Linked DNA regions of Homo sapiens: region 1 is linked to region 2. A link is a loop called in an ENCODE intact Hi-C map of the cell type or tissue named here. Cell type or tissue: dorsolateral prefrontal cortex. All regions are shown on one strand. Each heading gives the region's core, and the rest is flanking DNA. Links, peaks and the distances in the headings are about the cores only.

What was found. Hi-C counts contacts between places; a loop is a spot of excess contacts. Peaks named below come from ENCODE experiments on the same cell type or tissue, not always from the same donor. Only the 100,000 strongest peaks of a DNase experiment are listed, where the experiment ranks them.
Region 1: it touches region 2 in a loop (3-fold over the local background); 24 of 110 quality-filtered maps call a loop at or near these places.

What each region holds. Positions count from the first base shown.
Region 1 is chr1:108,511,263-108,514,195 of GRCh38, reverse strand. No RefSeq gene overlaps it. Among named protein-coding and RNA genes, the nearest start is that of EEIG2, 47 kb to the left of the region's middle. In dorsolateral prefrontal cortex, for the core only: CTCF peaks have their summits at 1,332 and 1,533 (motif pointing left); no DNase peak of the experiment used is centred there.
Region 2 is chr1:108,897,099-108,899,998 of GRCh38, reverse strand. GPSM2 (G protein signaling modulator 2) reads right to left here. Exons shown (of 15, transcript NM_013296.5): 4 at 2,372-2,507; 5 at 1,898-2,040; 6 at 1,234-1,357; 7 at 1,005-1,120. Among named protein-coding and RNA genes, the nearest start is that of GPSM2, 22 kb to the right of the region's middle. In dorsolateral prefrontal cortex, for the core only: CTCF peaks have their summits at 1,505 and 1,704 (motif pointing right); a DNase peak (open chromatin) is centred at 1,693; H3K4me3 peaks cover 623 bases; H3K27ac peaks cover 1,541 bases.

The DNA of each region.
Region 1 (2,933 bases), core at 156-2,655, 390 kb after region 2:
CCCAAATGCCCATCAATGACAGACTGGATAAAGAAAATGTGGCACATATACACCATGGAATACTATGCAGCCATAAAAAAGTTCTTTGCAGGGACATGGATGAAGCTGGAAACTATCATTCTCAGCAAACTAACATAGGAACAGAAAACCAAACACCACATGTTCTCACTCATAAGTGGGAGTTGAACAATGAGAACACACGAACACAGGGAGGGGAACATTACACACTGGGGCCTTTTGGCGGGTAGGGGCAAGGGGAGGAATAGCATTAGGAGAACTACCTAATGCATGCAGGGCTTAAAACTTAGATGATGGGTTGATAAGTGCAGCAAACCACCATGGCACATGTATACCTATGTAACAAACCTGCACGTTCTGCACATGTATCCCAGAGCTTAAAGTATATATAAAAAAAGTCACAGACACCCACAGAGAATGCCATGTATGGTGGAGGCAGAGACTAGAGTGGTGCAGCCAGAAGCCAAGGAATGCCAAGGATTGCTGGCAATCAGGAATGAAGCAGGGAACAGATTCTCCCTTAGAACCTCTGGAAGGAACCAACCTTGCCAACACTTTGATTTTGGTCTTCTGGCCTCCTGAACTGTGAGAAACTAAATTTTTATTGTTTTAAGCCACCCAGTTTCTAGTAATTTGTTAAGTCAGTCCTAGGAAACTAAAACAGCACTCTAGCCTAACTCAAAGTTTCAAAAATCTCTTCCTCTGAACATACATAAATTGAGCACCTAGTGTGTGCTCCACAAATAACTGCTCATTTATGCCCTTGAAAAGGGAGAGTTAATTGTCCATAATAACATAAATAAGAAGCACTTTCACAATAATTGTAAACAAAATATATTCGGATGAAGAAAAGCCACTTTCTCTTTTTGTAGGAAATGCATTATAATAACATAAATAAGAGGCACTTTCACAATAATTTTAAACAAAATATATTCTGATGAGGAAACACCACTTTGCTGTAGTTGCATTTTAAAGAGTTTTATCATGTGAATATTATATATGACATATTACTGTCAAAAGAACTGACGTAAATCAGGGTTATTAAATTTCATGCTTCAAAAAGATGCTACCCACAGATATAAAGATTTTATCATTCTTTTGTCTTTTGCTGTTGCCATGCACCTACCACATTGGCTTTCATTAACTTGACCCTTAACATGAAAGATACCAATAAGACAACCTTTATTTGTAACACTTATGAGAAAAAACTGGTGCAATGTATTTCCTCGGTCGATGAGCTTTCCTGATATTGTAACACGGAGGAAAAAAATGTAATAAAGAATAATAAATAAAACAGGAATAAGTGAAAATTGCTAATTTTTTCCCCTTGCTTTTCCCAAATTATGACTGCACTTTATTTATAATTTCCTTATGTACTTTTATATTCATAGCTAAATATGTCATTGAGTTTGTGGAAAAATATTAATTGAATGAATTGTTTATAGAAAAATACAACGTGGTCTAAAGGCATTCTCAAGCTGTCATTTTGGTGTTCTATCACCCTCTACTGCTCAGTGAGCCAAATTACATTTAGCCTTTTTCCCCACCAAAACTGGTATCTTTTCCAAGGCTAAAAAAATATTTTTTATCCATTTGCTAAATTTATAAAATCTGTTCATAAATAAAAAATCACACTGAAGATAAACAGAGAGAAAGTTATCTGTTTATGTCTCTGTTGGCTCCTCAATGGAAGTTAGAGACTATTTCATGTTCATATCCCTAGCAGACAACATACTGTGTAGCACTGTTTATATACTCCATAAATACTGGCTAAATGAAATGTTGAGGCAATTTGCACAATTATTGCTGTTTTCATTTATCATTTTTACAAAGTCTTTTATTTCATAAATATCATTACTATGTGGATTTATAAGTTAGTAAAACAGATATTTCTAATCTCTTGATTTCATATAAACGCGAAAGTTATTTTGACTTCAATATAATTAACAGTTTCAAACCCTATATTGATAGTCATTTTTACTATGGTTTAACATGGGCATTTTTGTGGTGATCCGTTATTCTGAATAGTTGTACATTATTCATTGGAGCTTTTTGTTGGTTATATTTACAATCAGCTGGGGGTGGTGGAGAAAACCTGAAATACCAGTGGCTTAAGGTCCGATCCTAGTTTATTTCTGTCACACATAAACCTATGTAATCCAGGATGACATGACGTTTCCATAGCAATCAGGATCCTGGCTCCCTCTGTTGTTCAGCTCCATAATGCCTAAATTCTGTACACTAAGAAGAATAGATTGGCGCAGAGCCTCTGGACTGTAGACTAGAATAACTGCATGTCATAGCAGAGTGGAGGCTGGTATACTCTGACAAAGGGTTCTGAAATAGTGGTCCACTAAAGCTACATAAGGTCAGTGTGCTCAGTTGTGAGCTACTTGATGCACTGCAAGTTTCACAAATTGATATCCTAAAAAATCATGATTGTAAATTGGTACTCATAGTGCCCAGTTTCTCTGGTAACATCATCTCCCTGTCTCCATAAAAATGATGCTGTACCTTTTTCAAATCTCTTCAAACTTCTGTCCTCACATCCTGTCTTTCTGATCCTCTCTCCCTCACATCCTTACATCCTCACTTTTACCACAGTGCTTCATTCTTCACTGAAGACATGGAAGCCATTTTATGGGCCTCCTTCATCTTTCCGCTATCATATCCGCAAATTCTTAACCGAATTTGTACCCGTTTTTCAGCTGCATTGGAAGAAGTGTGCCTATAGCTCCAGTCAGCCACAGAGGTGAAGTTGCAGGGATTTACTCAAGGTGATGGTTTTGCCAAATGAATAAGGGAAATAAAAGAGGCATCAGGAGTAAAGGGATATGTAAGGTATTGGTTAAGTTGATGGATCATGGAATCTAAGTGGGACTAAGGAAAGAAATGAGAGCCCAATGAGGTGAGGA
Region 2 (2,900 bases), core at 401-2,900:
TTTATATTTAAAATCAAAATATATACTCCTTCACATAGTACACAGTGATATATTTTATTTGGGAGGCTATTTCATATCTAACTAACCTAACCAACAAATATTAACCATTAGTTGATGTTTAAAGCAAAGTGGAATGCTATTTAATTTTTTTAGATAGGCCTAAAACAATTTTACCTTTTTTATGAAGATGACAAATTATCCAGAACTGTCTCATATTGGCTTCTTTAACAAAATACAAATCAATCACTGTGTCTTCGGTTTAGTCAAACTGCCTTCTACCCAAAATCTGTAAGAGGCTTCAATCCCCACTAACTAGGGAAAACTCAATCTAGAAAGCACAGATCAGGCAACTTGAAGCTGTCTAAACTTTCTATCATCTATGTCTCAAATCTACTGATAAGAGAGATCCTGCCACAGAAGAAGCTGGGATTGTAAATGCTTCAGGTAAGTGAATGGGGGACTCAGCTTACAGTGACAGTCAAATATAGGCAGAAAGAGGGTAAAGGGAGAACTGCTCAATAAGAGGGTGGGAAGGTAGAGAAAAAAATTCAGTGATCACTGGTATAGACTATAAATATTTTTGTTACAAGGCTTTCTTTTGGCCTCTCTTCTAACCCATAACTGAGTGAAATAAAGCATATACACAATATACACCACATATGCTAAACAGGTTTAAAAGATATTAAAGGTTGAAAACTTCATTTAAAAACAATTACTTTTAAAGATAAAAACCAATATTATAAAGGGGTCATACTGCTGCTATTAAATCTTATGTACAATAATATTTATTGAGCACTGTGTACCAGATACTGTGTTTAGTATATTATTTCATTCAATCCTCACAGCATTCCCCAAAATGAAGTATTGATATATTCTGTTACAGATAAGGAAATTGAGGCTTAGATGCCAAAAGTTCTGCTACAATCAGATTTTAAACCTAAAGCCTATGAATTAATGGGACTGAGTATTCATTTTACATTTATCTACAGAAATATTAGACTAACTTGTAGTATTCCGAGGCAGTTTCAAATTCACCAAGAAATATATATGCATTTCCAAGGTTGCTATATGCTCTTCTTTCAGCTGCTTTATCTCCAAATTCTTTTGCAATAAGGAGACGCTGAAACAAACAATTTTAATTAGATGTAGATAAAATAAAACTGAAGAATGATCTAATCACTGTTCAGAACTTTGATGGAGGAAATGATCTGGCTCCAAGGCTTTCCACTGTACCTGCTCATGAGCTATAACTGCATCCCTGAAGTTGCCAAGGAGGTAATGTGTGTTTCCAAGATTTCCAAAGGCACGTCCTTGTGCCGCTCGGTCACCCAAAGCAGTCACTAATGATAGGTTTTCCCTAAGGGATCGCAAAAAGTGATGAAAAAATAAGTTTGCAGAACAATTTTATGTATGTGATTTACATATCTAATTCTTTTTATCAGAAAAAAATGTAGGGAAGCTTACAGCCATAATGTGCAACATTTTAAGGATGACATCTATGATGAAGAGCAATTATAGGAAATAGCTGGGAACACTTTATTAAACTATTCAGATAGGTTTCTGCCCAGGGTCAAGCACAGAGTTAATCTTGGAACCCCTATAGTTAAGTAGTTCTATGAAATTCTATTGGTAAAAGACTAAATTACTCTAAATAACAGACCAACCATTGACATTTCTTGCTTTTGCCACTAAGTGGCACTGGTCTGCAACTTAAATGAAAGCTGCAGATTACTACTAATATAACACTGTAACATTTAAGCAACTGAATTGATGATTTTGCTAGTTCATAACTTTAAAATCTTTGCCAAACTTAAAAACTTACTACTGAATAAAGAACGTACAGCAGATCCACGGCTTAGATGGGCCTACATGACTGCCCATATCAGCCCCTACTCACTCATAAAAATCCACGGCTGCCTGCAGAGCATCTCTCACTTCTTCTGGAAATTCTCCTACATCCTGGGGACCAGGGCAACCAAAACTTTTCCCTTTGGCATGATACACATTCCCAAGATTGTAAAGTGCTCTTGCTTCTCCCACCTAAATGAAGACATCAGCAAAGTTTACATTTTGAAAACAGAGGTCAGGTTTATCATATATATTTGTAATATCCTTAGTATTACGGACAAGGGAAAAAAATTTTTATATTGGCTCTCCATACAGAACCAATCAAATAATTACTTATGAAAGACCTCTTACTATTTCCTTCTTTTTCTCCATTAAATTTTTTTTCTTTTACTTCTATTAGTCTATAAATGTTTTCTTTTTTGGTATTAATTTTAAAATAAACTATAGAATAATTAAATAGTATTAAAATGCAAAGCCCTTTGAATGAAAATATTAGGCCTACCATCTAATGCTGCGGTATTACCTTGTCATTAAGCTCTCTGGAAATATCTAGGTGTCGCTGACAACAAACTATGGCTTCGTCAAAATTCCCAAGAACTTTTAAGGTGTTTCCCAGATTACCACTAGCTTTCGCTTCCCCCAGCTGGTCTCCAATAGTCCTGAAAAAAACAAAAAACAAAAAACAAAAAACCAAATGGTATTAAAATACAAATGGTGTTAAAATATAAAGTAGCCAGAGTACAGTTTTCCAAGAGGACAAACTGACATGCTTAAGGTAAGAAAAACCCATTGGCTTTGAAACCTACTTTAAATAAATATTTAAAACTTACATTTCTGGATTTGAATGTAATTAGTTTTCATCCATTTAATTAAACTCTAGGGTCAATTCACTACTATTCATTCAATTAAACTGTGTTCAGCCTAAAGGTTAGTTTTGAAAAGCGATGTTACTGAAGTAGAACTCATTAAATGTATTAAGTTAGTTTTTGTTAATTGAATAGAAATATTTTTTAAAGTAATAGCTAATTTCAGAAGGAAGAATATTTAAAAGC